Linked DNA regions of Mus musculus: all the other regions are linked to region 1. A link is a loop called in an ENCODE intact Hi-C map of the cell type or tissue named here. Cell type or tissue: heart. All regions are shown on one strand.

Region 1 (8,000 bases):
TGAATGGGGGCTGGAGAGAGAGTGTGGCAGTTAAGAGCACTGGCTGCTCTCCCAGAGGACCTAGGTTCATTTCCCAGATCCACATGGTTCACACGGCCATCTGTAACACCAGCTCCAGAGGGCACAACTCCTTCTCTGGCCTCCAGGGACACTCCAACTCATATGTACATGTCCACACATACATACACACATTCACATTATCTTTTAAAACAAATACAAAAGTACAAAAACAATTTCAGCTATTTAGGAGGCTAAAAGGAGGATCACGATATCAAAGCCAGCCTAAGCTACAGCGTATAGGCCAGCCAGTGTAACTGAAAAAGAGCCTGTCTCAAAACAAAAGGGCTGTGGCTACAGTTCAGCAAAGTTCACTTGCCAAGTATCTCTAAGGCTTAAATTGGTGGGAGGAAAAGGGTGGTAGTGGGGCAGTGCTTAATGGGTGAAGAAGGAAGCAGAGAAAAAAGTAAGTTAAGTAAAAGACAACATAAACTCACCTTTCCTGGATGCTGATTCTGTCTTTAGTGCTTACTGGGTTCTTCATGCTGGGCTAAGCGTTTTACAAAGTAGCACTGTGGCCATCTCACAGTCTTTATGAGATAGATAGTGCTTATATGGCTGATGAAGAAGTCTATATCCAGAGACATTAAACAATTTGCCTACAATAATCCAGTAACCCATGTTTGCTTGACTCTGAACTCCTATTACCTCTGAGCACCAAGTGCTGGGGTATACTGTGTGTAAAGGAGATGAGTATGAATAAAAGAGCAAGTAGTCCCTAAGTGCTACTGGAAAGATCTGGATGGTGTTCCACAAGGAGGCCCACTGCTAAACAGTTCATCAGGAAGAATACCCTAGTGTGACTATTGCCAATGATGGGGTGTCTGCTGGGAAGACAGAAACACAAGCACCCAGAAATTCAACAGTGGAACTGGCAGCAGCTGGAGTAAGAAATGCCAGAAGCCAGAAAAGGCAACAGTGTCCACCCCTAGATTTATCCAAGTAAGGAGCTTCCTCAAAGAACAAAACTAAACACTAAATTCCTTGTAACAGGAAAAAAAAAATCTCCCAAGTCCCAGTTGATCCACAGAGCTCACACTGAGTGCCAAGCACAGTGTTAAGCCCCGCCCCAGGCAGCCAGGCAGCCTACTTCTCCTCTTCCCACAGTCACATCTAAACCTTTGGGGCTGGCTCCCACAGCCCAACATCTTGAACCTCTCCTTCCTTGCTTCCACTCATATGATAAAGGTGAACAATTTTTTCTTGCAGGTTAACATAAAAATCATAAAATCTACTACTGCTCTTTAACTTTAGTAAGTTTCCTATTTTAACATTATTTTTCACTTGACGGGACTAGTTTTCAAGGTAAACATTAACTGTATGAGCCCAACTTAACATCAGAAGTATTTGATAAGAAGTTTCTACATTGGGTGAATCACCCAGCCTCTTCCAGCTACAAGCCCCTTTCTTCAAAGGAATCCTTTAGGACTCAGAGATGGGAACTCATGTCTCTGTCCTTTACTACCATGTGCGTGGAGGGTCTAGAATTAGGGACATCTCTAGCTTAGTACATCTGCTACAGTTGAGCCATCTAACTTTAGATCAGTGGTTCTCAACCTTCCTAAAGCTGCAACCCTTTAAAACACCTTATGTTGTGGTGACCCCCAACTATAAAAATTATTTTCATTGCTGCTTCACAACTGTAATTTTGCTACTGTTGTTAACCATAAATATTTGTGGTTTTCAATGGTCTTAGGTGACCCTTATGACCGTCAAAGGGATGGTGACCCACAAGTTGGAAACTGTTGCTTTAGATTTATGTGTTAAGAAAGAGGAACTTGGGGGCTGGCGAGATGGCTCAACGGTTAAGAGAACCGATTGCTCTTCTGAAGGTCCTGAGTTCAAATCCCAGCAACTACATGGTGGCTCACAACCATCCGTAAAGAGATCTGATGCCCTCTTCTGGTGTATCTGAAGACAGGTACAGTGTACTTACATATAACAATAAATAAATCTTAAAAAAAAAAAAAAGGAAAAGAAAGAAAGAGGAACTTAGCTTTCTGTCACTCTTGTGTAAGAAACTGGTGCCCTGCCGGGCGTGGTGGTGTGCGCCTTTAATCCCAGCACTTGGCAGGTGAATTTCTGAGTTTGAGGCCAGCTTGGTCTACAGAGTGAGTTCCAAGACAGCCAGGGCTACACAGAGAAACCCTGTCTCGAAAAACCAAGAAAGAAAGAAAGAAACAAACAAACAAACTGGTGCCCCAACAGTGCTGGGGTGGGGTGTGAATGCAGGTTGGGGCCAAATACTTGTACGTGAATTTCTGATTTACAGAGCCACCTCTTGCTTTTCCAAACAGTCTTGAAGACTCTACACAGCCAGCGGTTCAGAGCTGGGAGGAACCTCTCGCTAAACTGGCTTAGCAATTCCCCAGGACGACCCAACCCTCAGACCAACACCACCAAGACACAACGATTCTAAAGCCCTTGGGGGAGGAGAGAAGCCTTTTCCATCTAACTTCCCTAGGCACTGCCACCCAACAGGCCTAGGGTTGGGCCAGGGGGAAGAAGCTTGGAGGCGCACTCGTCGCGCCGGCTAACCAATCCTCGGGGACCCGTCCTTCTAAATTATAGGACTAGCTCGACGAGGTTAGAGGCAACCCGAGCCCAGGTAAACCACTGCGGTTCTTGAAGGCTTGTTTACGTCTGGGCCCCCGCGCAGAGCCGCAGCTAGAGGCAGACTCCTTCCTGACATGCCCACCATCAATCAGCTCGCGGGTTCCCAGAGGCCTCGCGTGCCCTTCCCGGCTCAGGGAGGCCCCCCTCAGACAGCCCGGACCCGCGGCTCACCCTCGAGCGTCTCGCACTGCACCAGGTTGAGGTAGTCCGCCTGGCTGAGCACCCCGGCCTTCAGGCCGCGCACTAATCCCTCCAAGTAGCCATTGTCCACGTTGAAATAGAGCTCCGGGAAGAACGACATGGCTGCGGCGGGGGTGGGAGGCGGCAGGGGAGGCGGGGGGCGGCGGGACCAGAGAGCCCCGATCTGCCCGCACGCAACTAGACTCCCCGGATCAGCTGACGCGGCGGCCGCAGCGGGCTGTCAAGTGCGTCAGGTGACGCACCGCGTCTCACGTGACCGCAGTAGGGCCTGGCTCTTAAATGGCTCCAGTTTCCGGGCACCCTGGCACGCATGCGTTACTCTGGAGTGCCCGACCGGCTATAACTGCCCTCCCGGCGCCTGCGCACTAAGGAAAGGCGGCCCTGGAGCGCCTAGCGGAGAGCAAAGAAAGGTCGATGATGGAAATCGACCGCGTGGTGGTGCTAATACCCTCAGGATGCGAGGTGGGCCCTAAGTTGAGTTTTCCTGGGTTTGGCGCTTCTGTCTGGCTTCATTAGGGCCAGCCGGGTAAAGCTGAGCGGGTGTGCTATTCCTTAGGCTGTCGAGGCTGTCTCCTACCAGACAGAAACCGAGGTCCAAGGAAGAGGAGGGGAGAGTTTCGGAGCCAAATGGTTATCCTCCAACTAGACTTTACACCCGGTAAGCCGCACTGCGCCCGCTTTCCCGGCGTTTGTTGCACTAGTTCTCTAGGACCGGGGTGTGGCCTTCTGATTTCCCCAAGGGGCCTGGTGCCTTAAACTCGCCCATATATGTGGTTCAGATGATGGTGTAGCTTAGACCCCGAGGTTATGGTGTGTGTGGTTCCAGCATGACGACGCCCCGACAACCCTTCGACAGCCACGTTTGAAATAACCACAGCTTTAAGGTTAAACCGTCCCATCCTTTATTCTCATCCCCTGCCTTTGCCCAAACAACATCCATTGGCTAGGTGCGACTACAGAGGTTCGTGGCCGTACCCAGCTTGCGGCAGTAGCAAAAGGCATTGAAGAAGCGGCAGTAGCACGTAGCGCACGGGTCGCAGCAAGGTACCTGCTGTCCCAAGCAGGACTCGTGCAGCCTTACACAGCGACGCGGAGAACGAGACTCGCGGTTCTGTGGATCTAGCACCTGCATTCGTAGGGGAATAAGGTTCAGGAAACTCTCAAACCCCGACCCCAGTAGGGTGGCAGTGGACTGAGGTCAGGGAGGGGCTGCAGTTCTGCCCAGGTTGGGTAATCCGGAAGTGGGGAGAGATGATGGTATCTGATGCGCCCTACCTTCTACTTTATCCCTTTCCCTAATGAGTTACCTCCGCCAAAGCTTCTGCCTTCTGCAGCAGAACTTCTTCTGCTCGGTCTGCAGTTGTCTTCTTGAGGCCATTCAGACTTAGACCTGGGGCAGAAGATGTGAGGGCCACACCCACCATGCACCAAGTACCCACCTCCCTAGGTTGGGATTGGGATTGGGGAAGGAGGTCTAAGCCTGGGCGGGCAGGTCTGTGGCCAGCAATGGTCGTTGCCCCACATATCCCCAACCTGACCATACTCACCTGGGAACTCTGGGAACAGAGCCTGGTCAGGCCTTCTGATGCCCTTCAGTGGAGCCACGCCCATCTGGACCCCCAGTGTGGGAGGCAGTGCCAACAGCAGAACACAACTCAGCAACATTGCAGTCAGCATGGCCTGGCTCAGCAGGAAAACCCCCATTTAGTCTCTCCTCATCCTTAGGGTACCCTACCAGCGCTGAGAGAGATGCTCCCAGAAAGTCCCAATTCCTGTATAGTCTTTGTGCTTACCTTTGCTTGCTGATCTTTGCCTAGGGATGTCCTGGTCTCTTGTGCCCTGAGCTTATATGGCAGTGCCTAATAAAGGGTCCACACGTGACTGCTTCCTGTAGCCAGGGCATGAGGTGCCTCCCTGGAAAATGGAGGCACAATTCAGGCTTTCTCCCTAAGACCTGAACCTTTGGGTGTTCTATTAGAACATCTCCAATTTGGCATGAGACAGCCAGGAACCAATTAAACTTTGGGAACAAGATAGGGTGTCCAGACCCCAAAATTTCCATAAGAGCAGAACCTAGGGATGGGTCATGCTAGAACCATTAGCAATAATAAGGCAGGCGGCCCTCTGATCTTAATTTAATTTCTGTCCCCACAGATGTTCACTTAGTCTCCCTAGGACATGTTGTTTCCTTTGCTTCCAGGAACTTTGTCAAGGGCACCAAAGAGGGTCAGTATCACCATGCAGCAGTGAAGTGAAAAACTAGACCCAAGGTTTCTTTGGAAGAGAGATCAAAAAAATCCCTTATAGCCAAAACCAAACCCACCCTCCTGGCTCTCCCTCCTCTGTGCTTTCCTTAAGACCCCCCCCCCTACACCTATTTCCATCCCCACGCCCCCTTTCTACCTAAGGTTCCTGGAAACCAAGGGAGCAGAAAACACTGTTCCCCCGGTGGGCATACAGCTTCAGAGGACAAAGCTTTCAGGCCGCCTGCTTCATTAGTGTTAATGGCTGCTCCCTTCCGCCCTGTGTTGTCAGGTCTCTGCCTACGCCTGGCCTCATCAGCTTGACAGAGTAAGGACTGCACATTTGTGGGTGTAACAGGACCCATGGGACTTTTTTTTTTTTTTTTTTTTTTGACAGAATCTTACTATGTAAGGCCAGGCTGGCCTCCAATTTACAGAAATTCACCTATCTCTACCTCCTAAGTGCTGGGATTAAAGGCATTTGCCATGACACTTGGTGAGGTTTTTATTATTATTATTATTATTATTATTATTGTTTTTGCCTGCATGTGTGTATGTGCAGCAAGTGCATGGCCAGTACCCACGAAGGTCAGAGGAGGGCTTTTGGGTCTCCTGGAACTAGAGTTACAGATGGCTGTGAACCACCACATTGGTGCTAGGAACTAAATCTGGGTCCTCTGCAAAAAGCAGCAAATGTTCTTAACCTCTGAGACAACTCTCCAGCCCCTGTTTGGTGGGCTTTCTAGAAAGCATACACATGCTCATTTGGAGAAGGGATATACCCCAGTCCACAAGGCAATAAGAAAAGAAGAAAGACCTGTCAGGTATACAGCCCAGTCCATACTGACTCTTCTGATAAGGTGGTTGCCTAAGGAAATCCTCCCCCCCAAGAATGAAAAAGCAGATTGCCCTCTGGGAGCCTTCTCTAGAGTCCACATCAATGTTTGGGTTCAAGCTTCACAGGAAGAAGGTGCTCTGCAGAGGATGGGCCTAAATAAAGTACTGGTATCTGGAGTCAGGCTGGCATTTCATTCTCCTGCAGGTGACTCGGGATACAGTCCTCAGAGCTCAGAGTCTACTTTCTACTTCCCAGGTTGAGGAGCTGGGGAAGCCCCTCTAGGGGAGAAGTCCTCAAACTCTCCCTTAAGACAGCAAGGGAACAAGGGTCAGTTCTTTTTTTTCTCCCCTAAGAATGGTATAGGCAGTTTGATGAGGCTGTCATTGACCTGTTTGGAAGCTGATCTGGAAGTCTGATGCCCCACTTCAGGACTTTGTCTTCTTTGGAGTAACAGGGAAGAGAAATTGGGCGACTATCTGTGCCTCTCAGAGCCTCTCAGAGCACAGGGACAGCAATCCACCAAGTGTACATGAGGTGCTTGCCCAAGATCTTTTTGTTTGTTTTTTTTGTTTGTTTGGTTGGTTTTTCGAGACAGGGTTTCTCTGTGTAGCCCTGGCTGTCCTGGAACTCACTTTGTAGACCAGGTTGGCCTCGAACTCAGAAATCCACCTAGCTCTGCCTCCCAAGCGCTGGGATTAAAGGCGTGCGCCACCACTGCCCGGCCCAAGATCATTTTTTAAAGATTTAGTTTACGTATATGAGTACGCTGTAGCTGTCTGGTGTCATACACACCAGAAGTGGGCATCAGATCCCATTACAGATGGTTGTGAGCCACCATGTGGTTGCTGGGAATTGAACTCAGGACCTCTGGAAGAGCAATCAGTGCTGTAAACCACTGAGCCATCTCTCCAGCCCTCAAGATCATTTGTTTTTTTAAGCCTCCGTTCTGTCTGAAAAGGTAAGCAGGGGCAGCTTGGGAACTGGAAAGGTGCCCCCAGCAAGCTGATGCATACTGTCATCCCAACCCTTAGGCGGCTGAGGCAGGAGGATTGCCAAGCTCTGGACACTAGGCAGTACCTATTTACCATCTATGCTCAGGACAGGTCTTCCTGTCTCCGGTGGTTCCTCCTCCCACCCTGAAGGTCAGCTGTCTTCAGCTGGTTGTATATGCACAGTGTGCGTCGCGCAATGGTAAACAAGGGCCACGGTGCTTATAGGAACAATTCACAACCCTGGACAAGTCCAGTAGGAGAGATGGGCAAGAAACCCAAACCAAAGTACAGTGACAAGGGTGATAGGCCGGCAAGAGGGTATCCAGCAGAGACATCCAGGCAACAAAGCCACATGCTCCATTTAATACGGTTCTCTGGCAGAAGAGACAACCCTAACCTCAAAGCCTCAGCAAAGCTGCCATCTCACTCTTGAGTTCACAGCATTCGAAAGGAAGTCAGCGACAGGTCTGCTGATGCATCAAGGTCCAACAGACAGTGCAGGAATACAGAAGGAATTGTCTCAAGAAACAGAGTTCATATAGTGGGGAGATCCAGATAACCATCATAGCTGTGATTGCCATCAGACAAAAGAATGTTCTTTACAGTAAAGGACTTCCAAAATAACAAGATAAAACTTTATTAACTATAAATAGATAATTTGAAAAATATTTAAAAAATTAGATATTTGTATCTTCTAATTTATGTGGCTTGGTCATCTTCTCCATAAACTTACCTAATTGTTTATGCTCTTTTCACTTTATTTTTTGGTTTATTTATTTATTGTTTTTTTTTTTTCTGGACAGGGTTTCTCTTAGTAGCCCTGGCTGTCCCAGAACTCACTCTGTAGACCAGGCTGGCCTCGAACTCAAAGATCTGCCTGCCTCTGTCTCTCTAGTGCCTCTCTTTTAATTCCAAAAGGTGTACACCACCAACACCCAGCTAAAGATTTTTATTTTATGTATCTGGATGCTTTGCCTTGTTGAGAACAAGTCTCATATTAAAAAAAATAAAATAAAACCAGGGGGCTAGAGAGATGGCTCAGCAGTTAAGAGC
Region 2 (8,000 bases), 56 kb after region 1:
TAGACTGGGCTGGGCTGAGGCCGCACAGGGACAGCTGCCAACCAGTGCCAGTAGCTCTGACCCTCTTTACAATCCCAGCAGAGACAAGGCCTGACTCGAAGCCGGGCTTCCAGTCTTAGCATCACTGTGGAGCATGCCCTGGAGAGCTTCAGCTTCCTCAATGATGATGAAGATGAAGACAACGATGGTCCCGGGGACAGGTGAGGCAGCCAGGCAAGGCAAGACTGGGAACTTGGTGGGGCAGGGAGAGATGAAGGGGAAGAGGTAAAGTGATGTAAGGCAGAGGAGCAGGTGGGTTGGGAGAAATGCAGGATGGGAAGTAGCCAGGTGGGACCAGGTAGAATACATGAGGATGGGCTTGTGGTAGAATAGCTGTGTTTTTCCGAGCATACCTCATGTGTCTTTGATGTCCATGTTACCAACTCTGTCCATCCCAGTGTTTCTGGCCACCCTGTTCATCTCAGCAATGTCTGCCTCCCCTGCACGTCCCCATCAGCTTGTGAGCCTCCTGCTTCTCTTCTTTCCCTTGACCTCACCTTGGACCCACCCTGTGAAGCAGCTCTTTCAGCGCCTCCCCCTACACCCTGTGTCCTCCAGCACCGCTCCCCTCCGTCAAGACCCCGACTCTCCCGGAGGCCCCGGCCACTGGGCTCTCATTCCTGGAACAGATTTTACCGATTCAGATTTGAGAGTCGCACCCGATCCCTCCTCCATTTACGACTTCCTAGGTTCCAGTCCCAAGCCCTGCGTCCTTTACAGCCCACGTTTCATAGACCATCCCGCCTGCAATCCTACTGGCGCCCATCTCGGGCCCACCAGTCCCTTTGGTCCTAGCAGAGGTAGCAAAAAGTAGACCGACTATAAAGACCCATATTTCTCATTGCTGGTTATGGCCTCGTTCTCCCCTAAGTCCCCTGTGAACTTACCTCGTGTCTGTGTCTTCCTGTTGTTCTTCCATTCTGGGTGGGAGAAGCTTAATAAAAATAAAATCTGATGACCAGAAGGTGATGTGTGCTCTTAGGTGGGGCGTTGATTCCATTTTTTTCTCTCAGGCACACAAGCAGCCCAGAGGTTGTGGCAGAGGACAGACTAGACTCATCAAATGGCCAGTCTCTAAGCACAGGGTGTTCAGCCCTGGATGCTACCTTGGTCCAGCACCTGTACCACTGCAGCCGCCTCCTGCTGGTGAGGGGATAATGTCCTCCCCACCCCCAGCCACTTACCCCAAGGAGCCCTGAACTCCAATCCAACCCTCGAAACCTCTCAGTTCTATACTGCAATGCCCCAGGGTCCTGGCATTTGGTGCCTATTGGATGTAATACCTCCTATACTCTTCCTGCTTTGGCCTCTCCCAATGCATGCTGGGACCTGTACTCTCCTGACCCCCATCCTCCCCAACCCTCGCCATGAAGCCTAAACTACTTGGCAACCCTTGTCCTCTAGAAACTGGGCACATTTGGACCCCTGCGCTGCCAGGAGGCCTGGGCCCTGGAACGGCTGCTGCGGGAAGCGCGTGTATTCCAGGAAGTGTGTGAACGCAGCAAGCTATGGGGGAACTCTGCCACATCTGCCCAGGAAGGTAAAGGCCGTGTGGGCCTGGGCTTTGATGTACGTCTGGACCCGCCTGCTCCCCCTGCCTGGTTCGCTCGGTTGCTGATACTTCTTCCCGTCCTTCACAGTGGTACAGTTCTCCGCCTCTCGGCCCGGCTTCCTGACCTTTTGGGACCAGTGTACAGAGGGACTCAGCCCCTTCATCTGCTCTGTGGAGCGGGTGCTCCTCACCTTCTGCAGCCAGTACGGTGCCCGTCTTTCCCTGCGCCAGCCAGGCTTAGCCGAGGCTGGTGAGTGAGTGGGCTGCCTACCTACCTGCCCCTTCCTTCCATCTCAGCTCCCTTAGGGAAGTCCTCATCAGCCCGTACTGACTGACAAATTGAGCACTGAAGAGAATCCGTGTCCTCCAGAGTGTGGCCAAGGAGTCCCTGGGCATGAGCTAGACCGGGGACCCTCCAGAGGGTGGCCAAGGAGTCCCTGGGCATGAGCTAGACAGGGGCATTGTCTTCCCCCTTAGAGGCCTGGGACTATTCCAGCTCAGGCTGTGGTACTGTCTTTTGCAGTGTGTGTGAAGTTCCTGGAAGATGCCCTGGGACAGAAGCTGCCCAGGAGGCCCCAACCAGGCCCGGGGGAGCAGTTCACCATCTTCCAATTCTGGAGTTATGTAGAAGCCTTGGACAGCCCCTCCATGGATGCCTATGTGACAGAGACTGCAGAGGAGGGTGAGGCGGTGGCCCTGGCCACAGAATACTCGTGCCGTGGGTGGTCCTGAGGGTGTAAATGATGAAAGGTGAGAACAAAGCACCCTCCCCAACTACTTCTTTCAGTGTTACTAGTACAGAACCTGAACTCTGATGACCAGGCCGTTGTGCTGAAAGCCCTAAGGTTAGCACCGGAGGGGCGCCTGCGAAAGGATGGGCTTCGGGCTCTTAGCTCCCTGCTGGTCCACGGCAACAACAAAGTCATGGCTGCTGTCAGCACTCAGCTTCGGAGCCTGTCACTTGGTCCTGTCTTCCGGGAAAGGGTGAGTTTGGCAGGATTTTCCTGGGGTGAGGTTAGGGTTGTGGGCTCCTGGTGTCTACGTCTGCCCATTCTACCCATTCCCAGGCTCTCTTGTGCTTCCTGGACCAGCTGGAAGATGGGGACGTGCAGACTCGAGTGGCCGGATGCCTGGCTTTGGGCTGTATCAAGGTGAGTCCCTGCCGACCTGCCTCAAACGCTTTCACTTCAGGGCTGTTTCTACTTGTTAGACTGAACCTGCCTCCATATTCTGTTTGCTGATAGGCTCCTGAGGGCATTGAGCCCCTGGTGTACTTGTGCCAAACAGACACAGAAGCTGTGAGGGAAGCCGCCCGGCAGAGCCTGCAGCAGTGCGGTGAGGCTGGGAAGTGGGAGACACCACGAGTTAAGGGGATTTGGGAACATCTTGGCTATTGGGGGTAGGGTGAGGGGATGCCAGGTATGGGGAGGCCTGGAAGATGCCTGGGCCACTCTTGACCTTATATTTGGACATTACAGGGGAGGAAGGACAGTCTGCTCATCGACAGCTAGAGGAGTCCCTGGATGCTCTGCCCTGCATCTTTGGGCCCAGCAGCATGGCCAGCACAGCATTCTGAACTCTTAATTGCCGGCTCCCAGTGTCCCTTCCCTTGTTTTCAGGGCTCATCAGGCACTGGCAGGGAGGGTGAAGGCTGGTTCCAGTCACCTCTCCCCACAAATTCCTATCAATGAAAATCTAATATATTCTTTTGTTACCACTGGGGTTGGCAGAATGCCTGAAATGAAGTGCCTCCCAGCCGCGGTTCTGCACAGTCTTTGCCACACACAGTGTCGGAGGCCTGGCCATTTGGTCAGCTTGCCTTGCCTCATCACATCCCTTGGGTTTGTATTTTATTTACAGAGTTTTACAGAAAATAAAAGAAAAAAAAGCAAACTGTGTTTCCTACATGGCTTGGTGCACTCCCGAACCTCTGCTCCAACGCCTTCTGATGTGTTCTTCCTGGCCCTGTTGTGTCCACACCCCCGCTGTGACAACCACATGAGCGCTTGCCCTGGAAATCCTGGTGGAAGGAAGCCCAGAGTCCAGGGCTGGGCTTGGAGAAGAGAGACAGAAGGGAACTAGCACTGCTGAGCAGGCTGAGCCTGCAGCTGAGACCAGGAACTATAGCCCGAGTGCATCTAAGCTCTGCAGCTGGCCCAGACAAGGTCCTAACTGATTATGCTAGGGCAGCTGTGGCTAGAGAGCAAGGAGTACGCCGCAAGAAGTGCCTGAGCTGTCGCCACCAGGGGGCAGCAGAACTGCATCAGTGGACAGGCTTCTCTCTGCACCCTTCTGACCAGGCAGCTTCCTTCCTGCAGTGGACCTCAAGAAGCAACTTTAGGTTGTGGGGAGAGGTGTGAAATCCTTGCTGAGGGGAGGAGCCTGCGCCTGGGAAATAGGAGACCCGGATGGCTGCCCTGTGAACCAAGACTGCAAGGTCTTTCCCTCCCTGAGGCACCTCCTTCCCTGTAATAACAAACCTGTGAACTCTGTGTCCCCTCCCAGCCGGCAGACCTGTGTTGAGGAAGTAGGACTCACAAGACGGGGCTTCCCTGCCTCCAGCACAGGAGTTTGTTATCCCAGGTTAGGAGACCTTCGGGAGGAACTTGAGGGTGGCATGGCAGGACTTTGCAAAGAAGGTCCTGAGGGAGTTCCACACCCATGGCTAGAAAAATGGACCCTCCATTCGCCTACCACAATTTCTAGTATCCAGGAGATTGGACATGCGGAAGGGCTCCCCAGCTTGAGCCCATTCTGCTGTCCCAATACTTAAGGTGATAGCACACAGCAGTATGACATTGTGTGCACAAAGCTGTCATGGGGAAATGAAATGGGGAGCACTCCGGAAGAACCAATTAGATGTCAACAGTTGCCTAGATGAGGTGGGGGTGGGGTGACCCAGATCCCTGGGGAGCCTTACCCCAGTGCTTTAGAACTGCTGTGAAGAGGTTTGTGCCTGTGCCCTCACCACCTGCTGGGGAGGCCATGCTGAGCAAAAGAAACAGCAACAGGAAACACCTGTGAGTGGCTGCTGGCGGTTCACTATGGTCTGTGGGGGTAGGGCCGGCAGACAGCACTTAAATACCGGCATAGCAGGGCAGGGTAGGGCAGTTCAGCTTTTGGATGGTCAGCTGGAGTGAAATGGGATAGATAAAACAATTAGGTGACAGACCACACCAATGCCGCCTATAGCTAGTCAGTTCTGAGGCAGTCTCAGAACCATCTGCAGGCCTGAAGCCACAGAATCGGCCCACTGGTGGGTCAGGAATGCTCAGAGTGTTGGAAAAGTGGAGTCAAACCCTGGCTGAGCAGGTCTTAGGAAAGTGAAGGCAGTGACTGGACCAGAACAACATCGTAGGACAGTGCCTGGCAAGAAATATAGGATGGGGAAATGAGCTCAATTCTGGCTGTCACCGAAAATCTTGCTCTTCAAAACAGAAAGATCAAGACCCCTCTCTCTGTCTTCTACAAGGAGGGTCCTAAGGCCAGAGCTTGGGCTTTCTGTCCCAGCTGAGAAATGTTGAGACCAGGGTGGATAGGAGCTAGAATTTGAGCACAGCCAGGTGAGGATCTATCAGGGTCAGGGGGATCCTCAGGCCTTTGTCCTTCAAGACTTCCCGGACTTGGTGCAGGACAACCAACCACTTGACCTCTCCTCAGCTCATGACCTGAAGTCCAGCTGGCTGGTCTCTTAGCCCAAGTGTAGGTCTTGTCTGTCAGATTGTGGAAGGCATACAAAGGGCTCAGCTAGCTGCCCCGGAACCCTTTTACTTCTTAGGCTGCTGGAGAGACATTTGTTCTTTCTGCTCACATTCAGGACCGCTGCCCCAGGAAGCGGTAGATTTACGATGCTATCAGGAGTCATGGGTATTAAAGGTCTCTATAACATGAGTCTCATTATTTAAGGCCACCTAGGTCATTACCATGTCCTGGCTATCATCTTCAGAATTCTGCATGGAGGAAATTGACATGTGCACACTGGAAAAAAAGAAGAAGAAGAAGAAGAGGCTGAGGTGGTCAGGATACAGTTTATTGTGTTTATTGTGTTGGTGGCTGCAGGGTTTCCTTCCATCCCCCCCTTTCCTCTTGCCCTCTTCCAACCCGATCTTTGCTTCTTGTTTCACACTCTTCTTTCTCATGAATTCAAAGCTGCATGACCAAAAAGAAGAAAAAGCATGTTTATGCAGGCAAGGAAGCAGATGGGCTGGCACATGGGAAGAGGACTGCTTCTTTGTCTCCCCCACAGAGCGGGGGTGCCTTCCTTGTACGATCCTGAGTCTGGTATGTGGGCACAACTTGCTGAGTACCAGCACATGAGATGTTCTCTGCTTTCTCTCCATCCCCTCAGAAAGCAGTGTACTATGCAGAATGCCCATCCCCAAGGCTCCTGGGGGACTGGAGAGGCAGCTCAGCAGTAAAGAGCACTTACTGTTCTTGCAGAGGGACTGGGTTCAGTTCCCAATATCACAACTATCTCTAGGCACTTACATACATGCAGCCAAAATGCTCATACACACAAGTCTAAGAAAGAAAAAAAGAAAGAGAGAGAGAGAGAGAGAGAGAGAGAGAGAGAGAAAGACAGACAGACAGACAGGCAGGCAGGCAGGCAGGCAGGCAGGCTGGCTCTGGGCATGGATGCTGGCTGGGCTGAGCTTTTCTGGATGTGGGTAATATGAGAAGGTGAGACTGGAAAGACTCCACCTCCTCTTCTGAAAGTTAAGGAAGCACAAAGTATCATTTAGAAAATCAGGCAGTCAGTGGCCTGCAGTGACAGCCATAGTCTAAAGTTGATGCTAACATTCAAGGACCAGCTGCCTCTGAATGTATGCTACATTCCAGGCATATGGACATACGGTAAACACTGACTTTTATGTTACATTCCAGGCATATGGACATACAGCACACGCTGACTTAGGATAGCTGATTAAGCAGCTGCTTTGCTATAGCTAATAACAATCTATGTTCCTAGTTCACTTCTCTGACCTTTTCGTCCTCCTCAGGCACCCCTTAAATGTCACTCCACAGAGTTCTACTCTTGAAACACGTGACTCCATGTATATGCTGAGGCTAATGTCAGTGACTCAGTTTTTTGTTTTTGGGGTTTTTTTTGGTTTTTCGAGACAGGGTTTCTCTGTATAGCCCTGACTGTCCTGGAACTCACACTGTAGACCAGGCTGGCCTTGAACTCAGAAATCTGCCTGTCTCTGCCTCCCAAGTGCTGGGATTAAAGGCATGCGCCACCACTGCCCGGCAGTGACTCAGTTTTTACTTCACTTCTCTGACTCCAACTACAGACTGGATGTCTCCTTTTGAGCAGCCAAAGCATTTCAAATTCAACAGCCCAAAGCCTACTTTGCACTACTTGGATCTATCTATTCTCCACGATGCACAAAGATTTCTAAAACTCATGTCTACCACTACAAGCCTTCTTTCCTTTAGGGAGAAAAGCCCAGCCCACTTACCCTGGCTCACGAGCCCTTTGTGTCTGTCTATTCCAGTCTGGATCCTCATTTCCACTGGAACTACTTGCTCTGCCCTGGAGCTTCACTGAGCTATCTTGCAGGGCTTGTCTACACCTGAGGCTGGAATCACTCCTCCTGTGGTCTATTATTTTCACCCTTACATAGCCTTGCTCAAGCCAACCCCCTAAAAACCTTCAACTTAGACATACTTTTCTTTAGGCGTTGTAACTTCACTGGGTTATATCAGCAAATGCTTGTAATAAAAGGATTGCTGTGATTCAAAACCAGCCTGGGCAACACTGTGATCTTGGGGCCTGTTTGGCCTATACTGCCACTCTATTGTATTAATCACAGCTCACTGCAATTGCTTATTTCCTTTGTAACCTCTGGTGTATGCATAATTATCTCTGGTGTATGCATAATTACCCTGATGAGTCTACTAAGCAGCTGGCACCACACAAGTCTGAGGATGACCAATAGAGTCTTTTACTCTTTTCATTTTGTCCTAGAAATTGCGTTGTAGATTAGACTGGCCTTGAACTCATAGAGATCCACCTACCTGTGCCTCCTGAGTGCTGTGGATTGAACCTAGGGTTTGCTAGCCAAGTGCTCTACCCCTGAGCTCTCACTTCCCACCCAACCTCCTTCTTAAACAATGCTTTATTTGCAACTCACATACTATGTGGTTCAACCACTTAAAGTGTACAGTCTCCTAGACATGGTGATAAAGCTTATAATCACAGCACTTAAGAGGCTAGGGCAGGAGGATCAGGAGTTCAAAGACATCCTCAGCTACACAGTAAGTTTAAGGTCAACACAGACTACTTGAGATTCTGTTCCAGAATATTTTTTAAGGTTTATTTATTTATTTTATATGAGTACATTGTTGCTATCTTCAGACACACCTGAGGAGGGCATCAGATTCCATTAGAGATGGTTGTGAGCCA
Region 3 (8,000 bases), 69 kb after region 1:
GATTACCTCTTCTTTGCCTGCTTACACTTACTTGCCAGCACATCTGTTGAACTTACTTCTACAGAAGTCTAGCTTAAACAACTAGCTTCGTGGAACTGAGCAACTACTAGATTCTTGGAGTTCCTACCCTCAGCTGCCCATTGGTGGGTTAACTGGACTACAGACTCTAAGTCATCACAATAAATTCCCCCTTCCTTACATTTACAAAAAAAAAAAAAAAAAAAAAGGGTATATGTGTGTGTAGGGGATAATGGTGAAATGACTCACCAGGTAAGAGTGCTTGCTTGTATAATTTCTTTTAAAGTAAGGGGGCAGCCGGGCGTCGTGGCACACGCCTTTAATCCCAGCACTCGGGAGGCAGAGGCAGAGGCAGGCGGATTTCTGAGTTTGAGGCCAGCCTGGTCTACAAAGTGAGTTCTAGGACAGCCAGGGCTATACAGAGAAACCCTGTCTCGAAAAACAAAACAAAAAACAAAACAAAACAAAACAAAAAGTAAGGGGGCATCCTTATAATTCTTCCTAAATGACAACCTAACGATACTAAACATATATATTTTTTCTAGTCTATATCACATTCTAGAATATTCTAAAACTATCCTTTACAAGTCAGGAATGGTGGCTCATGCCTGTAATCCCAGAAGGAAATATATGAGGGATGACTATAAATTCAAATTGAGGCCACATTGGGCTAAAAAGTGGGTAAAAGGCCAGCCAGGGTTATATAGCAAGACCCTATCACAAAACAAAACAAAATACCCCCAAACCCCAATTATTCATAAAAATAAAACACAGGGGCTGGCAAGATGGCTTAGCTGGTAAAGGTATTTGCCACCAAACCTGATAACTTAAGTTCCATCCTCAGGACCTACAAGGTAAAAAGAATTTACTTCTGCAAGTTGTCCTTTGACCTCCACACATAAGCATGCTTACTCCCAATTAATAAATACATAAATAATACCCAGTTTTCTTTATCATTTTTTTGCATAGGATGATTGTGGTTAGTACTTCAGGAAACAAATCTGCTTTTTTTTTTGTAGCTGTCTTCAGATACACCAAAAGAGGGCATCAGATCCCATTACAGATGGTTGTGAGCCACCATGTAGTTGCTGGGAATTGAACTCAGGACCTTTGGAAAAACAGTGCTCTTAACCACTGAGCCATCTCTCCAGTCCAACAAATCTGCTCTTATTTTTCGGTTCTGAGGATTAAATCCAGGGCGTCAAACATGTGAGGCAGTCTGCTACTGAGCTGTACTCCTTAGACTCTACTCTTATTATCCTGTCCCCATCATGTGTGTCTTCCCTCTCAGCCTGTCTCTTTCTAGCTTGAAACGGCTTGTTCTTTGGTTTGGCTTTCCTTTAAGACATCAGGATTTCCTATAGGAAAGAAAACATCCTTTAGTTCTTTCCTATGTGTTTTCAGCATTTTCTCAGCTGATAGAACAGCACAGAGGTTTTTTTGTTTTCCAGAAAGCAGTCCTAAGGTTACTTGGACCCTATTCCTGGCTTCTGATACCTCAGAGGTCATACATAGTAACTACAGCTGAAGTGTTTTTATTTTTTTTCTCCCTTCTTTCCAAAGACAATGCCTTTATTTGCCCACACATCAGCTATTATTGTAAATTACTTTCAAGGTGATCTGAGGTAAAGTTTCAAATATTTCACACATTTAAAAAACAGTATTTAATATACAGCAAGTAACTAGGGCTAAGAGTGAAAAACTTGGTGTCCAGATATTGAGAAACCAAACTATCCCTTTTTTCATGTCTGTATTTCAAGAAGCTGAATGCAGACCAGAAAAGTGGCTTGATGGTTAGTAGCACTGGCTGCTCTTCCAGAGGACCTAGGGTTAGCATCCACATGGTGGATTATCACATTCTGTTAACTCCAGTTCCAAGGGATGTACCTCCCCTCTTCTGGCCTCCATGGGCACTGCATACACGTGGTACACAGACACACATATGTAGGCAAAACACTCTATAGATAAAAAACACACATACTTTAAAAGCTGAATGCTACTGGAGAAAAAACACAGACTGGGTCATCTGGTTTAACTTTACACTAATGATCACAAGCCTTAAATGGGCACCCTATCCCAGCAGGGCTGTCCTACTAACTCAGGTTTCTTCCCTCCTACATTTGCACACCCCTGCATACCCCTTCACCTCGTTACCCTTATAATCAATGGGGCCTTCCTTTCCAAGGCCATTTCTCCTGGTTCTCATACATCCTCCCGCCAATTTCAGTCTTTTAAGGTCAAGCAAGCTTCCCTTTCCCTGCATCACTTCTGATAGTTCATAAAAATGCTTGGGAATAATAGCATCCTTTTTTTTTTTTTTTTTTTTTTTTTTTTTTTGAGACAGGGTTTCTCTGTATATCCTTGGCTGTCCTCGAACTCATGCTGTAGACCAGGCTGGCCTCGAACTCAGAAATCCTCCTGCCTCTGCCTCCCAAGTGCTGAGATTAAAGGCATGTGCCACCATTGTCTGGCAATATCATCTCTTTTAGTTAGGTTGTGTGTGTGTGTGTGTGTGTGTGTGTGTGTGTGTGTGTGTGTGTGACGGGTTTCTCTGTGTAGCACTGGCTATAAGTAACTCTGTAGAACAGGCTGGCTTTAAACTCAAAGTGATCTGGCTGCCTCTATCTCCCAAGTGTTAGGATTAAATGTGTAAGCCATCACCACTTGACCCCCTCTACCACCTTTTAAAACATCCCCAGAGTTGAGATGATGCTCAAGGGCAGAGACCATGGCTTTGGGTTGGATTCATACCGCCCAAAGGGAGACAGAACAAAACTCCCCCCTGACCTCACATCCTTCTGCACCTATTCCCCAATGTCTGCTCTACCCACAGCAGAACTCAGGCTGCCTTCATGCACTGTCTCTATTTCCTTACTCTCCTGTTTACTTTTTAACCCATTCTACTCAGGTTAACCTCTTCAGTTAATCCATATGAGTCAAGCTAAAGTCACCATGATCTTTCCCAGCTATCTCCAAGGTAATAAACTCAATAGCTAAGCCTCTGGCTGAACTGTACCGGAACTCTCAGCATCTGAAAACCAGAAACCTCTCTTCCTGCCTCAAACTTACTTCTGGTCTTGGATTCTACAATCCAACAGTCTAGACTTGTCTTTCTGTTTACTTCCTTGTCTATTATCCTCTTTCTAATCTTGGACTTTCTCTTCTATCTTTCCTCTAAGTCCAGTCATGGAGGGAAGCTCCACAACAGTGGGTGAATGGACTCAAGATGTTTAAACACATTTGCCTTAGTTACTGACATCTGAACAGTGGGATCTTACATGCTTCTAACTTTCCGATTCTTTTGGGGGGAATAAACAATATCTATTGATAATGGACCAGCATACCCACAACACAGCCCAGATGTATATGAATAGGGCAGAAGCTTGCTGCCAGGTGCATTTGTTATCCAAACAGCTAAAGCAAGAGAACTGGGACTACAATCCCGAGTCACATTCCAAGGCTATGGGGGGCGGGGAGAGAAGATGATTAGAACACCTGCCAATAGGGTCTTCCCGGGAAAGGGAAGGGATTAAGTACCACCGACTGGGAACCGAAATAAAAAGAACAGTCTTAAAAACTTAGACGTTCACGGTGCCAAATACAGCTAAACACGACTGCTGTGGTGTGGTCTGCTATATCTCCGGACTGAGGTGACTCTGTCCCGATTCTCTTAATTTCACATTCGGTTTTCTAAGGCCCTTTTCTTGGGAGGAAGACTACTAAGATCCCCGGGCGAAGCCCCTAGCAGTCGATCTTGAGCACTGGGCAAGTGTCGGAGAAGTGAGAGAGTGCGGGAACTCACTGCATTTGACTCGGCGGCGGGACAGGGTGCAGAGCTAACCCCGGGTGGGAGGAGACCGGGCAGGGTAGAACCCTGGCGCTTCCTCAACCCCCACGGCCCCAGCCCCGCGCGCTTACTTCAGCTCCCCGTCGTCCTCCCGCCCTTCGCAGCTTGGAGGGAAAATGAGCGAGCTAAGGAAATCAGGGCAACTAGGCGGAGACCCGATCGCCCAGAAGCCGCCAGCCTCCGCCCAGGGAAGCCCCACCCCAATGGGAACCAGGCCGCCTCCGCGCCGCCGGCAGAGCCCACGCGCGACCCGGCGAGGGCGCGGGAGGGCGCGTGCGGCGTGACGCCGCGCCTCGCGGCGCATCCCCGTGACGCCATCGCGCCGGCTTTTGAAAGTTGGCGCCCGGGGCCGCCTCCCATGCTGCCCTGCGCCAACCCCTCCCCTCACCTTTCCTCCCCCGCCCTCGTCGCCGCCGGCCGGCCCCCCCCACCCGACTCTTCCCTTATCAGCACCCGCGGCCCCGGCAGCGCCGACGCAGGCGCACTGCACCGCGCCGCCGCCATTTTGTGTCCGAGCCTGTGGAGCGATTAAACCGTGCGCGGAGCTGCTTCTTTGGCGGCAGCGGCGACCAGCAGCAGCCGGTGCGGGCGCGCGGAGCCGGCCGGGGACGCCAGGTGGCCGGAGCGGTGGAGCGGCGGCGGAGCGGGCGCCGCGGGGGGTGTGGCGCGAAGGTAAAGGGGGCCCGGGGTGGAGGAGGTTTCGCGGGCCGCCTCTAGGTGTCACGATGGGGCCGCTCCGGTCGGCGCTGGCTGCAGCCCGGCGCCAGCGCCAGCGCCGCCGCCGGGGGGTGTTTGTCTCCCTCTACCGTCCCTGCTGCGGCGCGGCCGCCGCCATTGCCCGGCGCCGCCGCCAGGGCCTGGCCAACCCCCTCCACGCCCGCCCGCCCGCCCGCTAAGCTTCCCTCCTCCCAACATGGTAGGCCTCTGGCGGCGGTGGCGACAGAGGCCTGCGCGCTCGGCGACTCCATTTTCCTTCCTTTGTCTCTACCCTCGAGGCCGGCTTTTGGCCCGGCTGATCTTCGGGCCACGGCCCGCCCTCTGCCCCTCCCGCGACGGATACCCCTTACCGAGTCTGGACCCTCTGAGGCTCGGTTGCCGCCGCTTGCTTCGCCTAGGGGTTCTGAACCCTCGGCCGGCCGCTTAGCCAGGTCCCGGAACCGTGTGGGTGTCGGGTCCCGACCGACGCGCCTCAGACTCCCCATCTTCAAGTCCAGCCGGTCCCGGAACCTACCCGATCTCCCTGCGTTGCTTCTCCAGCAGCTGGGGTGCTCTCTAGTCTCTCGTAGTCCGATCGTCCCCGCTGCCGGTCTCCGTCGCCGCCGAGTGTCGCAGGCGGCGCTGCTGTGGCTGCGAGCAGAGGGGACCCCTGAGCTGCCGAGAGCTCCCTCTGCAAGGCTGGCTGAGCTGCTCGCGCCTCGACGCCGCCCGAGCGGGCGGGGGAACGCGCGCTCGCCGCCCCCGCCGGGCCCCGCTGCGCCCCCAAACTCACGCCAGGGCATCGCGCGGGACCCGACCGGTGCGGCCCCCAATGGTGCGCGGAAAAAGACACGAATTCCTGCACCAAAGTAGTTTTTCTCCAGCTGTATTCGCACTCTTTCAGCCCCTTGAAACGATAGCAGTCAGACTTGGTGCGCTCAGAAATCTCAAAAGGGACTGAAACTTAATTTCACTCTCATCTCAAGTGATGTGATAAACTCATAAATTCGGGAGCATGGGCTGGTTGCGATGGTACAGGCGACGCTGGAGTTTGCCTCCTATTTAAAATGTCCTGACGCTAACTTTGCACTCCACTTAGGACCTGATGCTCTAGGGCTAGGCTAAGACAGTTCAGCCCCTCTCTAGAGATCGTGCAAACCGATCTAATGCGCCAATAGGGTAGAATGAACTTATTCATGACTGGACTGGTAATTTGACTGTTGGATGAAATGTGAGGGTTGATGTTGTAATTGGATCCTGGGTCACTTGCAGCAGATGGTTTATAAATTTCTGTGCCTAATGTAACTACTCTTTAGTATCTGACTTCCTGTATTGAGTTTAGCATTAAGTAAACATTAGCAAAGAGACTTAATACTTTTTTGGAGTTTAGATCAACTAAGAAAGCTAAAATTCCAAGGCATCCATAGGCAGGAAAAGAAATTAAACAGGGTATTTATCCTGGCATTAAGTCTTTTGCATTTAAAAGCTTCCTTTGATAAACTGCTGGAGTAACCTTTTCGTACCCACTCTAACACGGATTTTCTTTTTTTTTTTTTGGTTTTTCGAGACAGGGTTTCTCTGTATAGCCCTGGCTGCCTTGGAGCTCACTTTGTAGACCAGGCTGGCCTCGAACTCAGAATCCGCCTGCCTCTGCCTCCCGAGTGCTGGGATAAAAGCCTTTCCCCACCACGCTTAACACGGATTTTCTTACCAATTAGCCACTGATGTGTGGCTTAGGTTCTTAAGAAAAAAATCTAGGTTGACATTTTCAGAAAGAAAAGATAATGAGGTGCTTTAACACACCAACACACACACACAAACACACTGTCTCTCTAGCTCTGGCTGTCCTTGGAGCTCTGCAGACCAGGCTGGCCTCAAACTCAGATTCACCTGCTTCTCTCTCTGTCTTCCTAGCCCTGTGGTTAAAGATGTGCTCCAACGACGCACTCGCTTCCATCATCTTGATGCTAAGAAAGATTGTGTTGTTTACTGTGTGTGATTTCAGTTTGGAGGTTTTAGCAACCCACATTGTATGCAACTCTTTGAACACTCCCCAACCTTTCTGCCCTCCATAAATGAACCCAGGATTCTCTGGCTGGTTAGGCCACACTAGCCACACATTGAAATCCTATGAAACTGCTTTCGTGATGCTTGGGCATGCTATGCAAGTGTTCGGCCTGTGCACTGTGTTCTTAGTCATTTCAGCAGCACCTCATTCCTTTTTTAATTCTCCAGAATGTCCTTCCTCACCTTCTCTCTTTAGTAGTAGTGTAGAGTGCCAGCCTTGTAGAACTTTGTTTTTAAAATGTATTAAGCCAAACTATGTAATTTATTATATTCTTAGAGTTTTACTGTCAAGTTTGTGTTTGACAAGTGCCATATTTTGTTTATGAAAAGAAGCTGCACAAGTTCCCAATGGTAGTGAATGACAGTGCTTCAGAAGTAGAGGCAGGAGCATAGGAGTTCAAGGTTATCCTTGGCTTTGTAGCAAATATAAGGCAACCCTTTGCTGCATGAGACTGCCTTAGCAGATTGAGTGGTTGGGATTTGTTTTTGTAGCACTGGGGTTTGAACTCAGTGCCCTGGGTAAGCCAGGCAAGTGCTCTCTGAGCTATTTCTTTAGCCCCTTTCTAGTTTTGAGGTAAAGTCTCTTTAAGTTGCCTAGGTTGGCCTTGAATTTACTGTGTAGCTTAGGTAGGCCTCCCACTTTCAATCCTCCTAATTCCGAAATACCTGGGATTACAAGCTTGAATCCAGATACATTTAAAGTTAGGGTGGGTCAGGATTGAGTGGCTAAATTTAGTCCCCAATACTACTGGAACAAATAAATAGCAAATATTAGCAAAGTACAATGATTCCTTTGAAAATGTCATGAAATGTGTTGTTTTGTATGCTTATGATTTTTAAAAATGGAAAGGAAACAACTAAGTCTATAAGGAAAATAAATTGGAGGAGGGGAATTAATGCAAGATAACCCAAAGGGACTACTTTTTTAAAAACTATTTTTGTTGGGTATAGTGCTACATATCTTTAATCCCAGCTCTTGAAAGGCAGAGATAGGCTGATCTTTGAGTTTAAGACTAGCCTGCACTGCTTAGAGAGATCCTGTCTCAAAAATCAAAAAGAAAAAAAAGGTTTTTAAGTTTTTGTTGTTTTTATTTTGAGATAGTGTCCCACTATTTAGCTCTGGCTAGCCAGGAACTGGCTGTGTAGAACAGACTAGATTACCCACTCAGATCCACCTGCTTCTAACCATGACTAAAGACATGAGTCACCATGTTCAGTGGCCTTTGTGTGTGTGAAAGTCAGGACAACACGGTAGAGTCCATTTTCTCCTTTCTCTTTGGAGCTCTGGTTGATCTAGAACTTGCTATGCAGACTAGGTTGTTGCTGAACAGATCTGCCTTCCAAGGGCTGAGAGTGAAGTCTTGGGTCATAT

Evidence for each region. Peaks named below come from ENCODE experiments on the same cell type or tissue, not always from the same donor. Only the 100,000 strongest peaks of a DNase experiment are listed, where the experiment ranks them.
Region 2: a loop joins it to region 1, with 6 times the contacts of the local background. A loop is called at or near these places in 6 of 42 quality-filtered maps.
Region 3: a loop joins it to region 1, with 6 times the contacts of the local background. A loop is called at or near these places in 6 of 42 quality-filtered maps.

Annotation. Positions count from the first base shown.
Region 1 is chr8:105,562,939-105,570,938 of GRCm38, forward strand. It overlaps Atp6v0d1 (ATPase, H+ transporting, lysosomal V0 subunit D1), which reads right to left and starts at 3,126. Exons shown (of 8, transcript NM_013477.4): 1 at 2,845-3,126. The coding sequence starts at 2,974. Agrp (agouti related neuropeptide) reads right to left here. Exons shown (of 5, transcript NM_001271806.1): 2 at 4,668-4,788; 3 at 4,422-4,554; 4 at 4,182-4,264; 5 at 3,757-4,000. The coding sequence starts at 4,551. The coding sequence ends at 3,818. It overlaps Gm38250 (predicted gene, 38250), which reads left to right and starts at 3,242. Exons shown (of 4, transcript NR_168532.1): 1 at 3,242-3,336; 2 at 3,431-3,532. In heart, a CTCF peak has its summit at 3,306; DNase peaks (open chromatin) are centred at 3,173, 3,993 and 4,403; H3K4me3 peaks cover 2,378 bases; H3K27ac peaks cover 2,239 bases.
Region 2 is chr8:105,618,736-105,626,735 of GRCm38, forward strand. Ripor1 (RHO family interacting cell polarization regulator 1) reads left to right here. Exons shown (of 22, transcript NM_001081241.2): 14 at 79-200; 15 at 1,053-1,185; 16 at 1,444-1,579; 17 at 1,680-1,841; 18 at 2,115-2,273; 19 at 2,379-2,575; 20 at 2,659-2,742; 21 at 2,836-2,926; 22 at 3,070-3,484. The coding sequence ends at 3,167. It overlaps Gm5914 (predicted gene 5914), which reads right to left. Exons shown (of 2, transcript NR_151742.1): 2 at 5,601-5,740. Among named protein-coding and RNA genes, the nearest start is that of Mir1966, 7.3 kb to the left of the region's middle. In heart, no CTCF peak of the experiment used is centred here; DNase peaks (open chromatin) are centred at 1,736, 3,776 and 4,536; H3K4me3 peaks cover 638 bases; H3K27ac peaks cover 709 bases.
Region 3 is chr8:105,632,184-105,640,183 of GRCm38, forward strand. Ctcf (CCCTC-binding factor) reads left to right here and starts at 4,355. Exons shown (of 12, transcript NM_181322.3): 1 at 4,355-4,537. It overlaps Gm5914 (predicted gene 5914), which reads right to left and starts at 5,291. Exons shown (of 2, transcript NR_151742.1): 1 at 5,097-5,291. In heart, a CTCF peak has its summit at 4,679; DNase peaks (open chromatin) are centred at 4,028, 4,338 and 4,518; H3K4me3 peaks cover 4,227 bases; H3K27ac peaks cover 2,992 bases.